Regions from separate parts of the Homo sapiens genome. Here region 1 is linked to region 2. Evidence: chromatin loops called from intact Hi-C (ENCODE). Cell type or tissue: CD14-positive monocyte. All regions are shown on one strand.

Evidence for each region. Peaks named below come from ENCODE experiments on the same cell type or tissue, not always from the same donor. Only the 100,000 strongest peaks of a DNase experiment are listed, where the experiment ranks them.
Region 1: it touches region 2 in a loop (3-fold over the local background); 13 of 110 quality-filtered maps call a loop at or near these places.

Annotation. Positions count from the first base shown.
Region 1 is chr11:75,702,038-75,710,037 of GRCh38, reverse strand. LOC105369392 (a long non-coding RNA gene) reads left to right here. Exons shown (of 3, transcript XR_950316.4): 2 at 7,099-7,277; 3 at 7,820-8,000. Among named protein-coding and RNA genes, the nearest start is that of MOGAT2, 12 kb to the left of the region's middle. In CD14-positive monocyte, CTCF peaks have their summits at 3,398 and 3,602 (motif pointing left); a DNase peak (open chromatin) is centred at 3,587.
Region 2 is chr11:76,315,795-76,323,794 of GRCh38, reverse strand. LOC105369395 (a long non-coding RNA gene) reads right to left here. Exons shown (of 5, transcript XR_950333.3): 5 at 3,136-3,315. Among named protein-coding and RNA genes, the nearest start is that of THAP12, 61 kb to the left of the region's middle. RefSeq lists an enhancer at 4,667-4,726. In CD14-positive monocyte, CTCF peaks have their summits at 4,646 and 4,846 (motif pointing right); a DNase peak (open chromatin) is centred at 4,814; H3K27me3 peaks cover 3,523 bases.

The DNA.
Region 1 (8,000 bases), 610 kb after region 2:
CACAGAGTGAAATGAATGGGTGTTTTCTCAATATAATAAAATATACATACCTTGTTCCTAAAGCTAGATTTTTTTTTTTTGAGACGGAGCCTTGCTCTGTCGCCAGCCTGGAGTGCAGTGGCGTGATCTCGGCTCACTGCAACCTCCGCCTCCTGGATTCAAGCGATTCTCCTGCCTCAGCCTCCCAAGTAGCTGGGATTACAGGCATGTGCCACCACACCCGGCTAATTTTTGTATTTTTAGTAGAGACGGGGTTTCACCGTGTTGGCCAGGTGTGTCTCAAACTCCTGTTAAAGCTAGAATTTGAATGGGGAAATACTGGAAGTGTTTCTGCTAAGTGCAGGAAAAAACAAAGAGGCCCTCTACTATTCTATGTTGTACTGGAGATATTAGGCAAAGCAGTCAGAGAAATCAATAGGAAACAAGAATTTGGGGGAAAAGGAGTAAATTTATCCCTTGCAGATGATATGATTGCATACCCCGAAAACCCTAGAGAATGAATGGTAAAATTAATCCAGATAACGGAAAATTCAGTGAAATAGCAGGATATAAAATTAACATACAAAAATTAATAACCTCAGTATACACAAGCAATGTCTAGTTAGGGAATATAATGAAGGAGAAAACTCTATTTATATAGTAACAAAGAAGATGAACTACTTAGGAATAAACGTAATAAGAAATATGCAAAAGCTATATAAGAAGAACTTTACAACACTCCTGGAAGATGCTCAAGTAGAAGTAAAATAAACGAAAAGACATCACTTGTTCCTGTTTAGGATGTCTCAACATCATAAAAATATAAGTTCCTTCTTATTTAATTTATAAATTTAATGCAATCCCAGTAAGAACACCAATAAATTTTTATTTTGAGATGGAGTCTCGCTCTGTCACCCAGGCTGGAGTGCAGTGGCGTGATCTTGGCTCACCGCAACCTCCGCCTCCTGGGTTCCAGCAATTCTCCTGCCTCAGTCTCCTGAGTGGCTGGGAATACAGGTGCGCAGCACCACACCCAGCTAATTTTTATATTTTTTAGTAGAGATGGGGTTTCACCATATTGGCCAGGCTGGTCTCGAACTCCTGACCTCATGATCTGCCCACCTCAGCCTCCCAAAGTGCTAGGATTACAGGCATGAGCCACTGTGTCCGGCCACTAATCAACTTTTTAATGGAACTAAACAAGTTGATACTGAGCATTATATGGAAAAATAGGTATGAAGGATTAGCCAGGAAAACATTAAAGACAGCGTCTTCCATATGAGGCTCAGTATCAACATGTCTAGTTCCACAAAAAAAAAAAGTTTATTGATGTTTTTGTTGGGGTTGCATTAAATGTATAAATTAAATAAAGAGGAATTAACTTTTGTATATATTGATCTTGTGTCCTGGGACCTTGCCATTTTTACTTCTGTTGGGAATAGGCCCCCAAAATCGGGCCATAAACTGGCCCCAAAACTGGCCATAAACAAAATCTCTGCAGCACTGTGACATGTTCGTGATGGCCGTGACAAAGGTTGTGGGTTTACCGGAATGAGAGCAAGGAACACCTGGCCCACCCAGGGCAGATAACCGCTTAAAGACGTTCTTAAATCACAAACAATAGCATGAGCCATCTGTGCCTTAAGGACATGCTCCTGCTGCAGATAACTAGCCAAACCCATCCCTTTATTTTGGCCCATCCCTTTGTTTCCCTGAGGAATACTTTAAGTTAATCTATAATCTATAGAAACAATGCTTATCACTGGCTTGCTGTTAATAAATACGTGGGTAAATCTCTTTTCGAGGCTGTCAGCTCTGAAGGCTGTGAGACACCTGATTTCCCACTCCACACCTCTATATTTCTGTGTGTATGTCTTTAATTCCTCCAGCGCTGCTGGGTTAGGGTCTCTCCCACCAAGCTGGTCTCGGCAACTTCCTAGTTCCAGGAGACTTTTTGTAGATTCTTTGGGGTTTTTTTTACATAGACGGCGACGTCACCTGTGAGTAAAGAGTTTTATTTCTTCCTTCCCAATCTGTATAACTTTTATTTCTTTTTATTCGTTTGTTTTATTGCACTAGATGGTAAGAGACAACATCCTCGCCTGGTTCCCAAGCTTAAGGGGAAAGGATCCAGTTTCTCATCATTAAGCATGATGTTAACTATAGATTATTTGTAGACCTCCTGGCAAGACCTTCTGGTCTGGCATATATTAGAGAATGTATTGAATGAATGAATGCATGCATGCATGCATGCATGAATGGATGAATGAAAGTATCTGGAACATAAAGTGGTGGAGGAGTGGGAGAAGACAAGCATGGAACTAAAAATTAGGAATTATATTAGGCCCAGTTTTTATTTTTTATTTTTTATTTTTTTTAATTTAAAAGTAAACTTTAATGTCAAAAATGCAAACTTGGGAAGGGCAGAAAGATCACACAGAAGTCATTTCCTCTGAAGGGGAAGATTGGGAGAGATCAAGGGATATAGTCCTGGGTGACCAGGAAGAGAAGCAAAAGTCCACCCTTGAACATGTTGGGTTCAGGGGAACCTGGAGGGTTGCGTGGTGAACGGGCAGAGGGGCTCCTCACTTCCCAGATGGTGGGGCGGCTGGGCAGAGGTGCTCCTCACTAGGCCCAGTTTTTAAAGGTCTTGAATGCCTCAGAGCTCTCAGCCAGCAGGCTGATTCATCTAACAAGAAATAACCAAATGAACCTGCGACCAAAGCCAAGTGCTGCTGGTGGGTGCCATACAGAGGACCCCATTAGCCACTGGGTGCTGAGTGCCCACCTCTGCTGGCAAGGCCTGGCCTGCCCTGGTGGCCTCTTGCCCTTAGCAAAGAATGAAGAGGACTTTTTTTTTTTTTTGACAGTTTGGCCCTAAGGACCCGGGATTTCTGTCTGTGCTACTGGCTTTAGGCCGGGCACAGAAGAATGACAGGTACCGGTTCTGCTTCTCATTCCTTAGGTGACCTTGAGGAAGCACAGACCCTCTCTGGGCCTGTTTCCAAATCCACAGACTAGGGATGGGGATAGAATTATAGGGGAAAGAACTAGCGTTAAGGGCCTACTGTGAGTTGTTCTTTATATTAATACTTCTTAAAGAGCTAGGATTTTTGAGTGTCTACTATTAAATAGGCAACCTATGTGTATTATTTCATTTAATTCTCAAAGCAGCCTTCTGAGGTGGATGCTGTTAGAATCACTAGCCGGCACATATACAAACTGACATGTCATGTACCTCTCACAACAACCCTCCAACATAGGTTAGTCCCGCCAGGCTCTGGGAAGTGAAGCCGTGTATCTAAGGTCTCGCAGTTAATAGGCGGCAGAATTTAGGTTTAATTTGGGCCTCTTTACCCCAGCCCTTACTTTCCCCTTCATCATACTCTCCCTCCACGATTATAACTGTTCTCCTTTGTTGCCCAGCCCATGAAATCCTCAGGCTCCGGGACCCCATGTCCTCAATGTTAGACACAGAGCCTCGTGCAGGGCAAGTGGGAGGGACGTTAGGATGAAGGATCCAGCGGAGGCGCAGTAGGAGGGGAATGAGAGGGAGGAGAGGAGGCAGCGGGGAGGAGGCAGGCAAGCGCCCGCGGTGAGGAACTGCGCCCTCTGGTGGTCATTCTGAGAAGCTGCGGACAAGGTGGACTTGGTGCCCAGCGTGGGGCGGGCTCAGGCTCGGGAGAAGCATGGCAAGGGCCCGAGCTATAAGGAGGATCACCCACCGAGGTGGCTAAAGGCTCTAGTCCTGCTGCCTTTGGCTGGAGGAGAGTTAAGTCTGTCCCTCTCCAGGACTTGTCAGGATGGAGAATTCTGAGCTTTGCTCGGACTCCATCAGCGGTTGAGCCCCCGTCCGTGGTCAGGCAAGCTTTGGAGTGTGTCCAATGAGAAGGAATTATTATCTCATTTGACGGAGGAGGAAACAAACTCAGAGGTATTAAACAAATCGCTCCAGCTCACCACAGTAACGCCCCCTTTCTTCATCTGCTTTCTTTTTTCGTTTGTTTGTTTTAATAAGACTGTTTTGAACCCACCTAGTTCCTGGCCTTCTTCTCTCTTTATTTGCCCTCTCTCCCCGGGTGATCTTGCTCATGACATGGTTTTAAAACCCATCTGCGCACGATGCCTCCCAAGTTTAGATCTCCACCCCTCACCCTTCTCTGGGCTCCAGACTGCCAACTGGGTATCTTCACTTGGGTAGCTCCGAGGCACCTCAAACCCAACATGTTCAGGGGTGGCATCTTGCTTCTCTTCCTGGTCACCCAGGACTATATCCCTTAATCTCTCCCAATCTTCCCCTTCACAGGAAATGACATCATCCTCCAGCCAGTTACTCAAGGCAGAAACCCAGGAAACATTCTAGATTCCTCCCTTACCTTACACCTTCACCTTCAACCCATGAACAGGTCCTGTTGCTTCTAGTTCCAAAATATACCTTGAATGCAACCGCTTCTTCCCATCCATTTTCCATCTCCAAGTCACCCTCAACTGCAGGGACTTCTGCAATAGCCTTCATGCTAATGTTTCTACCTCTTTTTTGGGGCGGGGGGACAGGGTCTCGCTTTGTCACCCAGGCTGGAGTACAGTGGCTCCATCTCGGCTCACTGCAATCTCCACCTTGTGGGTTCAAGCGGTTCTCTTGCCTCAGCCTCCTGAGTAGCTGGGACTACAGGTGTGGGCCATCACACCTGGCTAATTATTTGTCTTTTTGGTAGAGACGGGTTTTCACTATGTTGGCCAACCTGGTCTCGAACCCTTGACCTCAAATGATCCTTCTGCCTCAGCCTCCCAAAGTGCTCGGATTACAGGCCTGAGCCACCGCACCCAGCCTCCTACCTCTCTTATTGATTTATTCATTCAACAAATCATTGATGAGCACATGCTGCTTACCAGGAACTGTCCTGGACACTGTGGAAACAGCAGATGCAATATTGCCCTCTAGCCTCTCCCTGTCTATTCTCCAAACAATGGGCTTGTTACTGTTCTGTGTGTCTGTGTTTGTGTGTTTTAATTATGCAGTTTCTCGCTTAACACGTATATGCTGACTTTCAACTATTCACTGTGGCCCAAAGTGCCTGTGTAACCTAGTATTTCCAGCACCTTCTCCCAGCAAGCCTCTCCTCTTCTCCATCCATGTCCACTGGGTTTTAACCACACTGCCTTCCTTTCATCCTTCTGATTCCTCAACTAGGCCATATTCTTTGCCAGCCACCTGAGGGCCTTTGCTCATGCTGTTCCTTTGGCCTGGAGTGCCCATTCCCCTCACTCTGTGTGCTGCCGAGTCCTCCTTCAGGTCTTGGTTTTTTGTTTTGTTTTGTTTTGAGACGGAGTCTCACTCTGTCACTCAGGCTGGAGTGCAATGGCACGATCTCGGCTCACAGCAACCTCTGCCTCCTGGGTTCAAGCAGTTCTCCTGCCTCGGCCTCCTGAGTAGCTGGGACTACAGGTGCATGCCACCACACCCAGCTAATTTTTTTTTTTTTTTTTTTTTTAGTATTTTTAGTAGAGACAGCATTTCACCATGTTGGCCAGGCTGGTCTTGAACTCTTGACCTCAGGTGATCCACCTCAGCTTCCCAAAGTGCTGGGATTACAGGCGTGGGCCAGCGCACCCAGCCCAGGTCTTGGTTTAAATGACACCTTCTCTGAACACCCTATTTCCTCTCTTTGTACCCTGTCTATTTCTCCACAGCCCTTATCTATTACAATAGATGGTAAACTCCTTTAGGGCAGGAAACAGGTTTATGTAATTCACCAATCTGTCCTCAGCACCCAGGTGTGCTTGTTGAATAAAGGAACTTGGAACTAAGGCTGTCTCTTCCCACTATAGCCCTTCTGAGAGCTGAAGGGAGTGCCTGCTCTTCTGAGGTTTCTTTTCTTCTGGCTGAACACCCCATGCAGTAGCCTGGCCTATGCAGCACTGCTCAAACTGTGTTCTGTTTGAAATGTTGTTATCTCGTAAAGGTTCCATGGTGAATGAAGTTTAGAGTGTCACAGTATCCAGCATGGGGTAAAGGCTCTGAGAAGTCCTGCTGTAAGGAGCCCATTTAGCTGGGTTCAACCCAGACATTCCCAGCCTTGTTTATCTAACTACTGGGATACAATTTAATGCAAAACTAGACAAGTCCTCAGCTCAGGAGCTGTGGCCATTCTGTCCAGGAATTGCTAGAGAGTCAGCCTGGAGACTGGGCGTGGTGGCTCAGGCCTGTAATCCCAGCACTGTGGGAGGCGGAGGCAGGCAGATCACGATGTCAGGAGTTGGAGACCAGCTTGGCCAATACGGTGAAACCCTGTCTCTACTAAAAAATACAAAAACTAGCCAGGTGTGGTGGCTCGCGCTTGTAATCCCAGCTACTTGGGAGGCTGAGGCTGGAGAATCATTTGAACCAGGGAGGGTGAAGGTTGCAGTGAGCTGAGCTCCCGCCACTGCACTCCAGCCTGGCGACATAGCGAGGCTCCGTCTCAAAAAAGAAAAGGAGAGTCAGCCTGGAGTGGCAATGAAGCCTGGGCCTTGGGTTAGACATGGTCCTGGGCTGAATGTGGCTCTCCATGCCCTGGTGATGATGACTGTGCTGGTGCCTGTGGTCAGCTGGATAAAGCCCCCAAAGATGTTCATGTTTGAATCCCCAGGACCTGGGAAAGATACTTAGTATGGCAAGAGGGATTTTGCAGGTGTGACTACATGAAGAAGTTTGAAATCATCATGGATTAGCCTGCAGGAGCTGGATGTGCCTGGTGTAATCACACCGTCCTTATAAGAGCGATGCAGAGGGTCAGGGTCACAGGAGAAGGTCCTCACCAATCTGATGTACTTTGAACATGGAAGAAGGGGCCTCAGCCAAGGAATATGGCAGCCCCTAGAGACTAAAAGAGGCAAGAAAACAAAGGCTTCCCTTAGAGCCTCCAGAAGAACCAGGCTTGCTGATACCTTGACCTTAGCCCTGTGAAACTGTTTCAGACTTTCGACCTCCAGACCTTCAGAGAATCAATGTGAATTGTTTCAAACCACTTGGTTTGTGGTTATTTGTTGTACCTGCCATGGGAAGTGAAGACAGTACCTCACAGGGGCTCATGATGTCTTGGTTCTAAAATTTGTCTTTTCTTTCATTCTCTTCAACAGCCATGACAATCATCTGTGCTCTTCTCTCTGTGCCTAACATTGTCATCTCCCATATGCACCACTGGCCCACCTTTGAGAAAGAATTCAAACTCCACTTCCTGGCCAGGCTGGTCTCGAACTCCTGACCTCAAACCCCACTTTCTTCATGAGGCTTGCTATGACCCCACCACACCCACCAGGTAAAAGTAGAAACCCACAGAACTCAAAGTGGGGAACCCTTCCCACCGGTGCCACATTCAAGCCTCATTCCCCACCAAACTGAACATCCAGGGAGGTTTGTGGATGATGTAAATGGAAGGCGCAGAAGGTGAAGGCCCAGGGTGGAAAGGGCTCTGCCCTCTGGGCCTCCACTGAATTAGGCCTGTGCTCTGTCTGACCTGGGGAGTGTCCTCATCTGTGCCCTCACCTTGGGTCCACCTTGTGAAGCCAACACACCACTTTGCCTCCTGGACCATTTCCCCTGGATGTCTCACAAGCCCTTCAGGCCCACCACATCCCAAACTGACATCAGCATATACCAAACATGTGCCCCTCCTCATTCCCTGGCTCCTGTGGGCATCACCGCCTGCCCCTACCCCAACCCAGGACTCTGACATCATCCAAGCCTCTTCCTTCTCCTCCACCTCACACTCTCTGTCCTTTACAAAGTCCCATTATTTCCGCCTCAGACACATCTCTCAAATCCATCTTCTTTTCTGTGTCTCCACTACCCGTGCTGCAGGCCAGACCACCATCACCTCTCACTGGACCCTGCTACGACCACCTCCCTGATCTTTCTGCCCTTGGGCTCGCTCCATGGAGCCCCTTCTCCACACAGCAGCAGCCAGAGGCAGTTTCTGGAGCCCACAGCTGAATGCGTTGTTCTCCTTGCTCAGGCAGAGAAGAGGACAGATGGGGTTTTG
Region 2 (8,000 bases):
AGAAAGAGTAATTCATGCAGAGCTGGCTGTGCGGGAGACCAGAGTTTTATTATTACTCAAATCAGTCTCCCCAGGCATTGGGGAGCAGAGTTTTGAAGGATAACTTGGTGGGTGGGGGGAAGACAGTGTGCCAGGAGTGCTGATTGGTCAGAGATGAAATCACAGGGAGTGGAAGCTGTCTTCTTGCGCTGAGTCAGTTCCTGGGTGGGGGCCACAAGATCAGATGAGCCAGTTTATTGATCTGGGTGGTGCCAGCTGATCCATCAAGTGCAGGGCCTGTGAAACATCTCAAGCACTGATCTTAGAGCAGGTTAGAGAGGGTCAGAATCTTGTATCCTCCAGCTGCATATAATTCCTTATCTTGTGGCTAATGTTAGACCTGCCAAAGCAATCTAGTCCCCAGGCAAGAAGGAGGTCTGCTTTGGGAAAGGTCTGTTACCATCTTTGTTTAAACAATAAACTATAAACTAAATTTCTCCCAAAGATAGTTCAATCTATGCTTAGGAATGAACAAGGACAGCTTGGAGGTTAGAAGCAAAATGGAGTCAGTTAAGTTAGATCTCTTTCACTGTCTCAGTCATAATTTTACAAAGGCGGTTTCAAGATCTCTCAGTAAATGACAGACCTGAGACTTAAACTCAGGTCTCTACCATGCAGCCCTTCTGACATAATTGCTGACTTTGAGGAGCCCCAAAGGTAGAGCTCATATTTTGGTGAAAAAATGGCACATGGTACTGCAGTCAGCCCTGGGCACGTACAAGGAGCACCAAATGGGGGTGAAGGAGTGGTGTTCAGTTCAGAGGAAAGAGGGCTTCCTCCCAAATGACCAGGGCTGCCTTTGCAGAGGTGGTAGCATCTGAGCTCATCACCCCACAGGTTCAGGATGGCTTCTTTCCTTGCCTAGGGGATGGGCGGTGACAGTGAATAATAATGATGGTGGTGGTGAAGTTAGTAAAGCACTTTTACTCACATCTCTTTGATTTTACAGAACCTTGTGGGCTGAATGTTATCTCCACTTTAGGCAAGATAAAATCAAGACACAGAGAAGTTAGTCACCCAGCAGGAAAGCCTGGGCTTCAGGGTCCAAGTCCCTCCCTTCCGAGTCCTCGCTCTCTGCTCTCTGCTGTAACTAGGCCGAGGGGGAAGCTTCCTATTCCAAAGCATCTCTTCACCAGTGCTTCACAACATGTGGACTATTTCCTTGTTTTAAAGAGCTGATTTCTGGGTCCCATCTCAGACCTACTGCGTCTCTGGGAGATGGGGCCTTGAAATCTGCATTTTAACAACTGTCCCCGTGATTCTTGTGGTCACCTAAGAGTGAGATGCCCTCGGCCTACTGGGATGCTGAAGGACGCTGTGAGCAGCGGGGGCCCAGGAATCAGCACTGCCTTTCTTAGCTCTGGCCATGGGACCACCTCAGTTTTCTGCCTGAGAAGTGGGCAGAGTCGAGACTCCGAGGGTGCCACGCCCCGGCTGCCACCCCGCCAGCACAGGCGAGCGCCACACCTGCGTCTCTCCCAGGCTCCCTCCCTTCTCCGTCCCGCCCGCCCGGGTGGAAGGAAACAGCTGGGGGCTCTTCTTTTCCAGGCTGCGGTCGCCTCCTCTTCGGTTGCGGACGGGCCGAGGTTGGGGGCTCGGGCCGCTTTCCGCACGCGCCGACCCCCGCCGGGGACCGCAGGGGACCCGAGTGCGCGGGGCTTCCCGCCCGCCGGGCAGCCTCCCCCACCCCGCCTGCCCCGCCGGCAGCCCACAAATATTCCCGAGGCCCGGAGGGGGCAGAAAACGCCTTTCCAGCGCGTCTTCTGGCCCCGGCCCACCTTTCTGCGCGCGGAACCCTTCGAGGAGAGGCCTGGACACCCGTCAGTACCGCGCCCCCAAACCCTCGCCCTGCGCAGCCCGAGGGCGCAAGCGTGGGCCTTGTGGGGCGGGCATGGGCAGGGCAGGCAGACACAGACCCAGGGTGGGAGCTGGGGGAGGGCACCCCACTCAATCCGGGGCTCAGGGAAGGCGTCCTGGAGGGATTTCAGCTAAGCTCTGAAAGATGAACGGATATGATGGACAGAGGGAACAGAATATGCAAAGACCAACAGGGGGGCAGTTGGAGAAATTCCAAATACTGTGTGTTGTTGAAACGCTGAATTCAAGGTGTAGTGGCTCAAGATGGGGCTGGAGAGAGTGGGGAGAGCCAGTCCCGAGCAGGTCCTTGGCAAACCATGCTGGAGGATGGGCGACTCTGAGGGATTGTAAGCAGGACCCTGACTGGCCAGTCATTTGCTTTCCGGGAAGGCCACTCTGGCTGGTGTCGGGGGGGGGCGGGGGGGGACTGGGGGAGTGGCAGGGGATGGGTGAGGAGGCTGTAGGCAGAAGTCACAGTGCCTGCACCCAGGTGACGGGAGTGGGAATGTCTCCCTCCTGCCAACCCTCCTCCTTCCTCGTTAGTCCAGCTTGGACCCTCTTCCAAGGCCTCTCTCAGTGCCCCACTCACCACCTCCAGGAAGTCTTCCCTGCTCCCTCAGGGTCTCAGAACGCCAAAGCCTGTATCTGGTTATTTGCTGCCTTGTCTTTGGAATTAATTTGTGTGCGTCAGCCTTCAAGGGAGCCGAGCATGGTGATCAAGGCCACCCGAGAACCCCAGTTCTACTGCAGACATGTGACCTGGGAAAGTCTTTCATTCACTCTGAGCCTCACTTTATTCCTCTGTAAAATGGGGAGAATGATCCCTCCACTGAAGGATTCTATACGCCTGGCATTTGATGTATGCTTAGTGAGTGAGCTTTTTCTCCATTAGAGTTGGTCAGCCTGGAAACCAGACAAGGGCCCTTTGAGTGTCTCCCGAAACTTCTCTAGGGCTTTTAGATAGAAGTAACCGGATAGCAGCGATCTTAAGGCCGAGGATTGGAATACCGGAGTCCCTGTGTGACTTCAGGCAAGTCAGGGCCCCACTCTGGATAACAAAGGGGCAGGCAGGAGGACCCCTACAGTCCCCACTGCTGCTCTTTTAGGCATTCCCTTTCTGGCGGAGTTCCTTGGGTTTCCTTGGGAGGCAGAGGCACCTGGAAGACCAACCCAGAGCTGAAGATCTAAAATGACAGATTGGCAGGGTCCTGGCTTGGAGCAGCTGCAGCAGGTATCCAGGCATGGGAGCAGGCATCTTGGGCACAACAGGATCAGATGATTGTGAGCAAAGCCACGGGATTTGGGTAGGTCCCAGATGAAGGAGCCATGAGTAGTGTCAGCACACCCTTCTCTTTGCCCAGATGAAAGTCCAGTGAGCCACCCATGGTTATGTGGCAAGCTCATGGGAAGGCATTTTGGCTGACAGGAAGAGCAGGAACAAAGTGGTCAAGACTCCCATGTTCAACACAGGTGACTTAAGTCTATAATGAGGTAAAGCACGGGAAAACATCTAGTCTAATGGCACATAGTAGATGCTTAATAAATGCAAATGTATTGAACACCAGACCTTATGCTGAGAAGCAATGGGTCACACACAGTCTCTTCCCTTGAGCTCAGAGCCTGGGGAGGGCAAGAGATGGGTACAGAAACATTCCTGGCCTATGCAGGGATAAAGGACAGCACAGGAACTATGGGGACCCAGAGGAAGATGGGATTGAACTTTTATCGAGAGCAGGCTGTGTGCCCAGTAGTGAACTTGGGGAGAAAGGTATATTGAGGAAGGCAACTCATGGAGGAGGTGACTTTGCACTGGCACTTTTTGTTTTGTTTGAGATGGAGTCTTGCTCTGTTGCCCAGGGTGGAGTGCAGTGGCACCATATCGGCTCACTGCAATCTCCACCTCCCAGTTTACGCAATTCTTTTGCTCAACCTCAGAGCAGCTGGGACTACAGGCATGTGCCACCACCCCTGGCTAATTTTTGTTGTTTTAGTAGAGACAGGGTTTCACCATGTTGACCAGGCTGGTCTCGAACTCCTGGCCTCAAGTGATCCACCCTCCTCGGCCTCCCAAAGTGCTGGAATTACAGGTGTGAGCCACCACGCCTGGCCTGCACTGGTTTTTAAGCCAAGAAGGCAGAGAAAGTTATTTCAAGCAGAGGCAAGAATATATATCGGGGGCCAGGCGCAGTGGCTCACGCCTGTTACCCCAGCACTTTGGGAGGCCGAGGTGGGTGGATCACGAGGTTAGGAGTTCGAGACCAGCCTGACCAACATGGTGAAACCTCGTCTCTACTAAAAATACAAAAATTAGCTGGGCGTGGTGAGGTGTGCCCGTAATCCCAGCTACTCGGGAGGCTGAGGCAGGAGAATTGCTTGAACCTGGGAGGTGGAGGTTGCAGTGAGCTGAGATCACATCATTGCACTCCAGCCTGGGCGACAGAGCAAGACTCTGTTTCAACACAAAAAAAAAGAATATATATTGGTCGGTGCAAAAGTAATTGTGGTTTTTGCTGTTGACTAAAGGCAAAAATTGCAATTTTGCACCAACCTAATACAAAGCCACAAGACTGGGGAAAGTATGGAACGTTTAAGGAGCTGGTGAGTATTTTGCTGTATAGGAAATGGGGCATCAGAGGTCAGCAGAGGCCCGGATGGGAAGAGCCTTGAATGCCAACTAAGGAGCAAGCATGGACTCCAAGGGCAGTGAGGAACCATGAAAGGTTTCTGAGCAAGAGAATGATGTGGTCAGAATCCATTACAGAAGGAAGCATCTTGCATTCATCGAGCCATCTGGAGAGACCTGGGGGTGGCGGGGAGGGAACTGGGCCAGTGGGCCCAGGTAGGAACTCTTAGCTGTGCTTCAGTCCACTGGGATTTATTTAGGTCAGAGCCGGGCTCCTGGGACTGGTGGCCTCTTCCCACATGGACAGTAGGTGGCGCTGCAGCTCTGTGTATGCAGCCTCCAGGGCGCTGCTACCTGCCCTCACCTAAGTGGGTCAGACCCCTTGTCCCACTTGGCCCTGGGGCTTGGGCCCCATCTCCAGGGATGAGGCTTGGAGGGGTAGGGTGGGGATGGGCTTTGCTCCTCCTCCTCCAGAAGCAGGGAAGGCCACTTGCTTTACAGAGCCACAGGATGTGTGAGTAGAGAGGGCCTCCAGGGATTTTCTGGCCCATGTCCTATTTCACATGTAGGTAAACTGAGGCCCCCAAGGGGGAGGGGCTTGCCTGAGTCACTGAATGGGTTAGTAGCTCAGGGGTGGTTCCAGTGCCTGATGTGGGAGTTCATCCCATCCCTTCCCTCTCCTAAATCCCTCCCGTTTGCCTCCTCTTGCCCTCCCCATTGCCCCCTCTCCTCTCGGTTCCCACCATCTACCTGGCCTGGACCACTGTCCCAGCCTCCTCACAGATGGCTGTGTTGTCTCTTCCATGCCTGCCCATACCTTTCCCCACCCCATCCATCCCCCACCCAGCCCAGGGATTTTCCCTCACACACAGATCCAGCGATCACCACCCCCACTCCGTTAAACCCTTCCCTGCCCCCCATCATCCCTAAATGCTGCTTAGCAGATGCAGATCTGCTCTGGGCTCCCAGGCCCCTGCTCACCCTGGCCGTCATGACTTATCCATGCCGATCCTAATGTCGCACTCTTTCTCACCTTCCATGACTCAGTGGGGTCCTCCAAGGTATGGGGGCTTAGGTGCCCCTTCTGGGCTGCCACAGCTGTGACCACACTGTGTGACTGAGGGTCCCTGCACCCATCTTCTCTGCTGAATCACCCAGAGCGCCTTCAGGGTGGGGACTCTGGCACCTGATTCACATTGCTCCCCGTGGCACGGGGCTTGGCCCCCATGGGAGCTTTGTGCTGTCCTTTTGGATGAATGACTGAATGACAGGTGCACTCTGAGAGCATCCTTACCAGATCACGGTACACCGCAATGGGCCAGGCACCGTGCTGGTACTTCCATGCACAGCCTCGAAATCCTAACAACAGCTTGGTGGGGTCACACTGGAATTACTAACTCTGTTTTGCAGAAGAGAGTGAAGCACAGAGAGGAGAGGTGACTTGCCTAAAGTCACACAGCAAGAGAGTGATAGAAACCAGGCTCATCAGGCTGCCTGGCATAGCAAGGCCACAGGCAGCTAAAGGGATGGGCTCAGCATGGTGAGACTGCTCCCAGGAGCTACAGGGCAGCAGCGGCCAAATCTCCCAGGGTCTGAGCAAAGCTAATGTGGAGCTATCAGGAGGCCACTCAGGTGCCTGCGCCCTCAAGAAGTCAGGTTCCCTCCCTGTTTTAGAGCATGGGAAGTCTCCAGTTGTTCCAAGTCAGGCAGGGACCTGGGCAGACTTGAGTACCAGAAGCACTTCTGTGGCTGCTGTGAGGTAGAGACCAGCAGCTGGAGGCCAGCCAAGAGGCCGACCCAGTGATCCAGGGAGAGGCAAGGCCCAGTGGGGCAAGCAGCACATGGTCTGGGATCAGGCCCGGCCAAAATGTTAATACCAAGGCCTTTCAAGGGGCCCTGTGGTCAGTAGGCTGGGTGCCTGGAAGCAAGAAGTAAGCAGTGATGGGCTGCCCATGAAGATAGGTGGGCAGAATGTGGTAACGAGCTGGGTGCAGTGGCTCATGCCTGTAATCCCAGCACTTTGGGAGGCTGAGGTGGGCGGATCGCTTAAGCCCAGGAGTTGGAGACCAGCCTGGCCAACATGGCAAAACCCCATCTCTACTAAAAATGCAAAATTTACCTGGGAGCAGTGGCATGCACCTGTAGTCCCAGCTACTGAGGTGGGAGGATTGCTTGAGCCTGGCGGGTCGAGGCTGCAGTGAGCCAAGATTGCACCACTACACTCCACCTTGGGTGACAGAGTAACTCTGCCTCAGAAAAAAACAAAACAAAACAAAAAACCATGGTAACAAACTGCAAATATTTGTTGCAGAAAAACCCAGGAGCATGGAAGGGCAAACGCAGAGGCCAGCAGAGTGGACTCAGGATTCTAGGTCACTGTACCAATGATGGGAGTGTCCTCAACTTGCTGCATGACCTTGATCTTATCCCTGTTCCTCTCTAGGCATCAATAAGGGAAATTTTAGCCTGAAGTCCCCCAAGGGGCCTCTGTATTTGGGTGCCCAGTTTTGATGCTACATAGAAGTCAAAGGTAGAAGGGCCCTTGGTGTCTCAGGCTCAGAAAGGGTTGGGCCTGCCCACATCCCACAACGAACACAGGCCCAGAACCAAGAACTCCTGAAAAGTCTGACTTGGTTACGGCACAAAGCACACTCCCTCCTGTTCTTCCAAGGCAAGTGTTCAGATCCTTTAGGGAGCCCTTTGGTGGTCATTTGGTGCAGCCTCTTTGGCTGGGCAGCTGCAGCTTCTTCTTCTTTTTTTTTTTTTTTTGAAACAGAGTCTCGCTCTGTCGCCCAGACTGGAGTGCAGTGGTGCGATCTCGGCTCACTGCAATCTCCGCCTCCCAGGTTCAAGCAGTTCTCCGCCTCAGCCTCCCAAGCAACTGTGATTACAGGCACCTGCCACCACGCCTGGCTAATTTTTGTATTTTTAGTAGAGATGGGGTTTCGCCATGTTGGCCAGGCTGGTCTTCAACTCCTAACCTCGTGATCCACCCGCCTCAGCCTCCCAAAGTGCTGGGATTACAGGCTTGAGCCACTGCGCCTGGCCCATCTTTTTTTTCTTTTGAGACAGAGTCTTGCTCTATCACCAGACTGGAGTGCAGTGGCGCTATCTTGGCTCACTGCAACTTTTGCCTCCTGGGTTCAAGTGATTCTCCTGCCTCAGCCTTCTGGGTGGCTGGGATTACAGGCACCCACCATCATACTCAACTAATTTTTGTATTTTTAGTAGAGACTGGGTTTCACCACGTTCACCAGGCTGGTCTTAAACTCCTGACCTCAAGTGATCCACCCGCCTCGGCCTCCCAAAGTGCTGGGATTATAGGCGTGAGCCACCATGCCCAGCCTGCAGCTTCATCTTTATTCCCAGGAGGGAGCACTCAGGTTGCCTTCCGGGTGAGCATGCTAAAGAACTTCCTTTAGTCTACCCTGTGGCCTAGCTGCAGCCATCCTTCTTGGGGGTGTGTTTGGGGCAGGACAGT